2 separate regions of the Homo sapiens genome follow, and region 1 is linked to region 2. The links are chromatin loops, found by intact Hi-C in ENCODE. Cell type or tissue: PC-3. All regions are shown on one strand. Each heading gives the region's core, and the rest is flanking DNA. Links, peaks and the distances in the headings are about the cores only.

The links. Hi-C counts contacts between places; a loop is a spot of excess contacts. Peaks named below come from ENCODE experiments on the same cell type or tissue, not always from the same donor. Only the 100,000 strongest peaks of a DNase experiment are listed, where the experiment ranks them.
Region 1: a loop joins it to region 2, with 12 times the contacts of the local background. A loop is called at or near these places in 70 of 110 quality-filtered maps.

Annotation. Positions count from the first base shown.
Region 1 is chr6:49,847,967-49,852,332 of GRCh38, reverse strand. It overlaps CRISP1 (cysteine rich secretory protein 1), which reads left to right. Exons shown (of 8, transcript NM_001131.3): 3 at 204-332; 4 at 4,034-4,124. Among named protein-coding and RNA genes, the nearest start is that of CRISP1, 16 kb to the left of the region's middle. In PC-3, for the core only: a CTCF peak has its summit at 2,572 (motif pointing right); a DNase peak (open chromatin) is centred at 2,582.
Region 2 is chr6:49,530,318-49,534,683 of GRCh38, reverse strand. No RefSeq gene overlaps it. Among named protein-coding and RNA genes, the nearest start is that of C6orf141, 18 kb to the left of the region's middle. In PC-3, for the core only: a CTCF peak has its summit at 2,403 (motif pointing left); DNase peaks (open chromatin) are centred at 2,443 and 4,073; H3K4me3 peaks cover 794 bases; H3K27ac peaks cover 376 bases.

The sequences.
Region 1 (4,366 bases), core at 215-4,214, 320 kb before region 2:
TGATGTCAGCCTGACGTTGAGAAATCCTCAAAATTAGTACTGGAGAAATGGAATCCAATATAATGAGACATTATAAATTCAAAAATGCTATAAATCACTGTTTAATATAAACTATAAATTTGCATTACCTATAGGTCTGCAAAATATATGTGACAAATTCCACTTAAAAGAAGTAACACTAATTAATATTTTTCTGGTAACAGAAGAAATCAGCTAGAGACCAATTTAATAAGCTCGTCACCGACTTGCCAAATGTACAAGAAGAGATCGTTAATATACACAACGCCCTCAGGAGAAGAGTAGTTCCACCAGCCAGCAACATGCTGAAGATGGTAAGATCAAAAAATAGCAACAACCATGATTGCAATAATAGTAATGGTGTTTACTGAGTTTTATTAAGTTCTATGCACTTTCAAAGTGCTAAAAGTTTTATCTTCACAACAAATCTTTTACATAGCAGAAGAAACAGAGGTCCAGAGAAGGTAAGTAACTTTCTGATGATTATATGGTTAGTCAATGACAGAGCTCAGCCAGTCTAGCTTCATTCCTCCACACCCTAAGACAGTGCTTCTCAACCTTTAATGTACTCAAGAATCACCTGAAGAACTTAGTAAAGCACACTTTCCTGGGTCTCACTCTCTGATATCCTGATTCATGAGGTCTGACCTGGAGACCACCACAAGCTCCCAGCTGATGCTGATGCTGCCAGTACACACGACAAATATTGATTAACAAGTTATCCATGCATTTCATAGCTGTCTTCATTGGGCAGTAGTCCAGAGGCTAAGACACTCTTCCTAGAATTAAAATATCCAGATATCTAGTTAGTTGATGTGGCCAGGTAAATAAATATTGGCAAATTTATCCCCCAGTTTCATTGCATCCCATAAATAGGAAGAGAAATTATTTCATTATAAACCTGCTATGCTCTGCTACAAGACAAATTTAGGGAAGTCTCAGGTGTTTAGGTGATTACCCTCACATTTGTTATCCAGCAGTATCACTCAGTTTCATGAGCACCCTCAGCCTGCTTCCTTGAACCCTGGACCGGCCTGTAGCAACAAGGGTTAGAAATAGTGCAGGCTCTGGAGGGTGATTCTAAGGAGCACCTTTCTCTTGCAAATGATGAAGAGGATGAAACAAGGAAATACATAAATGATTTTGAGATTTATCTCTTAATCACTTTAAAATCCAAAGGGGTATTTGAACTAAAAATAAAAATCAATAGCTTTCATAGGCATTCCTGCATGGTGTTGTAGCCAACATACATGTGTTTATTATTTACAGGCATTTTTCTAATACCTTGTTACATTAACTCACTTCCTTCTCCCAATAAAATTGTCTTCATTTTACATATTATGACACTGAACCTAAGAAAAATTGAGTAGCTTATTCAAAATCTTAAGGACTGGGGCCCAGATTAAAATGCAAGTGGGCCAGATCTGAGGAGCTGGAGAAGTAGAGTCCAAATTCCTTGGTTGCCAGATGAGCAAATAAGTTTACCTAGGAGGTACAAACAGAGTTAAAGAAAAGTAAAAAATATAGCCTCCGATTTCAGATTGGAGATGAAAGGCAAATACAGAAAAAACACTGGAAAAATACAAGAATACATATATTCAAGTACTAACACAAAAAGATATGAAATATCAAGAAGACGATAAAAGTAAGTGTACCAGTAAAACTGAGAAATATTTCAAAGGAAATACGAGAGTTCAGCTGCTCCACAAACAATGCATAGGACATGTATAGGATTAGAAGTAGCAACAGCAAATTTAAGGAACAATAGGACTGAAGAGTTAACCACAATTACCAGGCAGAGATTTTCTTTAAAAAAAAAAGTTTCTGAACACAATATTAGAACCTAAGTAGAGTCACTTGTTAAAGCTGGAATTCAGAGCTTTGGTACGATCATAAATACAAACTTTAATTTTAATTTTGAATATGTCTCAAAAAAGGAGTATCTCACCAACATTAATCAGAGGTAATGTCCTATACATCATCTTCAAAGTGCAAACATCCTGCTATATTTTAACCAGATAAGTTCCAGTTCCGGTAAGTTTTCTTTTTTTATTTTATTTTATTATTATTATACTTTAAGTTTTAGGGTACATGTGCACAATGTGCAGGTTAGTTACATATGTATACATGTGCCATGCTGGTGTGCTGCACCCATTAACTCGTCATTTAGCATTAGGTATATCTTCTAATGCTATCCCTCCCCCTCCCCCCACCCCACAACTGTCCCCAGAGTGTGATGTTCCCCTTCCTGTGTCCATGTGTTCTCATTGTTCAATTCCCACCTATGAGTGAGAATATGCGGTGTTTGGTTTTTTGTTCTTAGTAGTGAATGCCATGGTATTCCCCCAGCCCAGAGAGGCTATACACTGGTAGATGTGTTGTGTCCTCTCTGCTTATCAGTTAGACATAGCCATGACTAAAATATTTTTTTTTGTTTGAAACTATCAAAACCTACAAAACCATGGTTTTACCCAGTGCTAGGCTAATAAGTTATTTAATTCATCTCACGGTTTAGTAAATTCATCAACCCCAAGGGTAATTCTAAACATTGACCACAAGATGGCAGCAAATACATATTATAATTAAACTACATGCTCAGGACGACACTGAAAATGAGTGTCCTCCAAACAGTCTAAACAGTAGCTGAATGATTTACATAAAAACTTATAGTAAAAACAAACTCTATGACTTCTGTTGGCAATCTGTTATATGCACATATAAGGGTATTCTTTTAAATGGATGTATATGCTGCTGAACACCAGGGGTTCAGCCAAGGTCTAGTTGCTTGCAGCACAAAAATGAGTATTGCCCATTGCCTGGGAAGAAAGGCTTTCATGAGGGTGATGTCAGCCTGACTGTCAAATCCCTCCCTCTCCCTAACCAACCAAAGTTAAAAGTTTATATAGGAGGGACAGAAAACAAGAGGGACAAGGAAGAGGATTTGGTCAACAGGCAGCAGCTGTGTCTCCTTGACCAGGTGTGGTGATCAGGAAAGCCTCAGTTCCCTGCTACCACCTGCGGGGCCCGATGGTGGGTTTCCTGACAAAGGAACTCAGATAAGACAAATGTTCATAGGCTCAGTTCTTTGTAAAAATTGGGCAGTTTCATATACACCACAATGATAGGAGACTGTTAGGGAGATCATTTATCACAGAGTGTCATACTTACAGATGCAGAATTTCTCCCTTTCTGCATTGGGAGAACAGCTGTTACTTAGTCATACCTGACCAAATGCTTCAACTCAGCACAGTTGATGCACACTGAGAGTCAAGAACACATACTCTGAAGCCATCCTAAGTGGATTCAAATTCTTATTTTGTCAGTTATTTATAGTGTGACCCCGAAAAGTTACTTAACATCTCTGTGCCTTATTTCCCTTATTTACAAATGGATATAATATTTTTTTTTTGTAGAGTTGCCATGAGGTTAAAGTGAGAGAAGATACACACAGAATTGGTGACAGATTCTGGCATGTGGTGTTAGCTTTTATTTTTGTTATTCATAATTTTAGATGGAAATATGACTCTATACTTGCTTCTAATCACAGCCAGCATTTATTCAATACAGAAGATTTGTCACATCTCAGTTGTATTCCTTGGAATATCACATTTGAACAAACCTTTGGGCATAAATTACAGGTAACAGTTTCCAGATGGATAAACTGAGATTCAAAGAGATAAAATAACATGTCTGAGTTTAAACTACAAATAAATTACTAAGTAACTCTGGTCTGTTTCCCTGGAAGCATTTACTTAAATTCTCTACTACATCTGAGAGAGAATCTATCTCTGAATGTAATTACCAAGTTTTGAATTTGTGAATTCAAGGGCCAACATAATAAATTGAAATTGTTGTCTTTCTCTTTCTACTAGAACGTTTAATAGTAATCTCATTATTTAAATTTCTAGTTGATACAATTGAAGATATTATATCTCGTGGATTATTAAAAACAATAAATTAGAATCTTATGAAAATATTAATTGGAACATGTGCTTTTTTTTTCTTTCCACTACAGAGTTGGAGTGAAGAGGCTGCACAAAATGCCAGAATTTTTTCAAAGTATTGTGATATGACAGAGAGCAACCCCCTTGAGAGGAGACTTCCAAGTAAGTGTGTATCTATATGACCCGCCTTTGGACTAAAAAAAAAAAAAATAGTAAAACAGGGATTGTTATGTACCCTGATGAAAGTAAATTAAGTCATCTAGATTTCCTCATTTGCACTGGGTCATACAAGGCAGTGAATTGTGGACTATTACACTGTTTTAACTCATTAATTTTTAAGGTTTATATCTTTAAGTTTTCAGATTCCAAGTTCTGGAGTTTTCAGATTCCAAGTTCTGACCATC
Region 2 (4,366 bases), core at 144-4,143:
ATTTATTTTACATGTGAACTCTAGAATAAACTTATCTAGCCCCAGAAAGTCAAAAATTAAAAAAACTTGTATTTTCCCCATACAATTGACATATAATAAAGATAAACATAATGTTGAGTGTCCTATTCAAAAGAAGATATTTCCACAAATAATAGAACACTTTAAAAGAAACATCATTTTTCTACTTTTACCAATAAAACCAGCAAGTAAGGCAAAGTAGAACCGCTTCAGTATAAGACCTTGGATATCTTTTAATAAATAGGTAAGAACTAATTATGATGAACTCATTTGTGACTTGAACACATATGTTAATACTTAAGTCATTGCTATTAAAAAGGCTCATGTCTCTTATTTATAAATATTGCTTGGAAAACTTCTTAATAGTTAATAAATAAAATTAGACCAGTTCACATCACAAACCAAAATACATTTCTTATGTATTTAATTAAACACAAAACTTCAAACCACTAAATTTACATATAATAATGAAAAGCAAAAAAAATCAAACAATTAGATTTTTAGAACAAGACTTAAGTCACTGAATCTTGAGTGGAATACAATTTTTAGCATAATCATTAAAAAAAGAGGCAGGGGGCAATGGCTCATGACTGTAATCCCAGCACTTTGGGAGGCTGAGGTGGGCGGATCATGAGCTCAGGAGTTCCAGACCATCCTGGCCAACATGGTGAAACCCTGTCTCTACTAAAAATACAAAATTAGCCGGGCATGGTGGCACATGCCTGTAATTCCAGCTACTCGGGAGGCTGAGGCAGGAGAATCCGGGAGGCGGAGGTTGCAGTGAGCTGAAATCGTGCTACTGCACTCCAGCCTGGCGCCAGAGCAAGACTCTGTTTCAAAAAAAAAAAAAAAAAAAAAAAAAGAGGAAAAGAAAGAAAAATTGATATGGGGATCCAAAAGTGGGGAGAATGTGAGGAGGGATAATGTTGAAAATTTACCTATTAGATAAAATGTTCACTATTTGGGTTTTGGGTACATTGGAAGCTCAATCCTCCCCAGTATGCAATATACCCATGTAACAAACAAGCATATGTAGCTCCTGAATCTAAAATAAAATAAGAAAAATCTGTATGAACTAACATGAAAAGATACTCAAGCTATATTGTTGAGTTGAAAACTAAGTTGCAAAGCAATATACGATGTGATTCCACTTTATAAGTGACAAAGTATATTTATGTGTTTTTATTATGTAATATGCACACACAAACACATATGGAGAGAATTCTGGATGGATATATAAACTATTAACAATTGTTATTCTTGGAAAGTAGCAGGCATGAGAGATGAGAGACTAGAAACTCACTGTATACTTTATATGTATGTAGTTATATACTGTTCAATTTCAATTTTTGTAATAAAGATTTATTTCATGACATTTTAAAATAACTTTTTAAATTTTAAAATAAAGCAATGTAAAAATAAAAGTAAAAGATTGATAGAATAGAAATGTCAAATATTTAAAAGATTTAAAAGCATCATATCTAATATTCTATTACATGAATATTAGTCTATTACATGAATAAAAGTCTGAAATTTTTGCAGCAAATAACAAAGGGCCTTATATTCTCAATAGGTAAACAGTCTCTTGTAGTTAATGGTTTAAAAATACAGCAAGAATCTAGCAGGTATACAGAAATAATTTGTATCATTGCAAAAGAGTATTAAAAATGATGACAATAATCTTGCTAAAAATCGAAGACCCATAAATTCCAGTAAACATAAGTGCTCCCCTCCCAATCAAATTAGCAAGATCTTGTTATCCATCACTTACAATGTAAAACAATTGCTTGGCCAGGTGTGGTGGCTCACGCCTGTAATCCCAGCACTTTGGGAGGCCAAGGCGAGTGGATCACGAGGTCAGGAGATCGAGACTATCCTGACCAACATGGTGAAACCCCGTCTTTACTAAAACTACAAAAATCAGCTGGGTGTGGTGGTCCATGCCTGTAATCCCAGCTACTTGGGAGGCTGAGGCAGGAGAATTGCTTGAACCCGGGAGGTGGAGATTGCAGTGAGCCAAGATCGCGCCACTGTACTCCAGCCTGGCGACAGAGCGAGATTCTGCCTTAAAAAAGAAACAAACCAACAACAACAACAACAAAAAAAAAAAAAAAAAAGAAAAGAAAGAAAAAGAAAAAAGAACTACTCAGCTCTGGGACAGTGAGGTCAAATGGGATAGGTTGGCACAATCATTTGAAACAAATGTTACACATTATATGTTTAGATTTAAAAATGTTCATATCCTTTGATATAGTAGTTAAGCTTATAGGAATCTGCTGAAAGGAAATAGTTCAAAATGCGGCAAAAATTCTAATGAAATGTTTAGAAACAATTCAAGTGCGCCCTCTATTGGGAAATAATCTAGAAGTAAAATCTGACATCTAGTGTTCACTGCAATAACTACATAGTATTAACTGAATGTCTCATAGTCCTATCATAAGCAATGTCTTGTAACAAACAGTGTTTAAAACCTAAAGCATATTTTGCCTTGGAAACACATACACCTGTTGGTGGAAGGGAAAATTGCACATAAATTAGTAAGAGGAAAATTCAGACATTAGCTATGCGTTTTGTAATTTTTTAAGTCACTAGAGCAAGATTAAGAAGTGAACAAGTTGTCTCAAGGAAAAAATTTCCTCAAGTGGTGAACAAAATTGGGACAGTCCTGGGAACACATATGACACTAGAACTACTGAGGTGGGAGGGGGTAAGGAAAAAAGGAGACACTAGGAATGACTATCTTCCTTCTTTTATTCCATCCTTCAGGGCCAAGATCAGAAAAAGCAAAGTGTTATTAATGATTAGGTTTTATTGTTGGAGCTTGGATTGAGAACCCTGGGCTATGAGAAGCTTAGGAAATGTTAACTAGCCACACTGATGTAGAAAAAAAAATATGTATTTTATGTTTCTACTATCTTCATTTTCCCCACTGAAACAAATAATTTTAATCCAACCATTTCAGGCAAGAAGGAAGAAATAATATTTGTACTCCATGTTTTGTTACTCCATCTGCTACCTTTTACTTTCATTGTCATTTTTTCCTTGCCCCTAGTATTTATTGAGGTTAGAAAAAGGATACAAAATTTGAGGTGTATCAAGGACAGCTTAAGGAAATTTAATATATATTTATCTCATGTTCTTTCTGAAAATTCAAATCACTGAACAAAACTTAGTGACTAAAAAAATGCAAAATTAACAGAATCAAATCTTGTATTATTAAATGAGATTCTATTTTAGAGGCTGTATAAATGTTCCCCACAATTGCACTTCCCTCTCTTGCTCCCAAAGTTTGAGCAGTTGAATTTTCAGTTATTCCCCTCTATGTCTCTTCAGTGATTCTTAGGCAGACTGAATACTCATTCTTGCTAAAATATACAGATGCTTACAAAACCTAGTCAAGATTTATCCCAAACAGAGAAACACACGTCTCAGGAAGCTGAGCATGTTGCCTGTACTGACTCCCTTTATCATTATATCTAACCATAGCCACACCATAAAATACGTGCCACCATTTACCAACTTTTACCTTTAATAAAACCTATTAAACTGTCTTCAAAACTATTTACCTACATACTTGCCCCCTCTTTACCTTCACAGTTGAATTTCAAATGGATTACACATATTTTCTGTAATTGTTTTTGCATTTAGTGTTATTATGTACATCTTTTCTGTATCACCAAACCTAGTTTTCTAGTACTCCATAAAATTTCATCGAATGCTTGTACTATATTTAACCAGTGAATTACTTAAAATATTTAGGTTTTTTCACCTTTACACACAATGCTGTAATAAACATCCTTTTATACAAATCTTTGCATACTTTTATATTATACCAATATAAATTTTAAAAAGTGGGATTTTTATGTAATGGAAATATGCATTTTTTTTCCAGATTTCAGGCCTGTTTTTTATTAACGAATATTCCTTATTGCAGTACAACTTGCATACAGAAAAGTAGATATATCATAATTATATAGCTTGATAATCATATGCTCTAGGCCCTGACTCACAGGGGGCGAGGAGGAGGTGGTTAGTCATGCAGATTTGCCTATGGAAAGACTGAGCCCAGCAGGGAAGGGCCTGGCTAAGTCAGGGCTGGAGGGAACATACTTGTGTTACCAAGTGGAACACAGCTGTGTAACAAAGTGTTACAAAGTGAACACACCTTTGTAACCCACCCAAGTCAAGAATCAGAATATTACTGGAAATCCAGAAGCCATTTCATGTCCAGTTTTACTTACTATCCTTCTGAAGGGTAATTACTTCCTGACTTCTACAGATATAGATTCATTTTGCCTGGTTTTAAACTTTATAGAAACAGGATTATGCAATATGCAGTTTCTGGCTT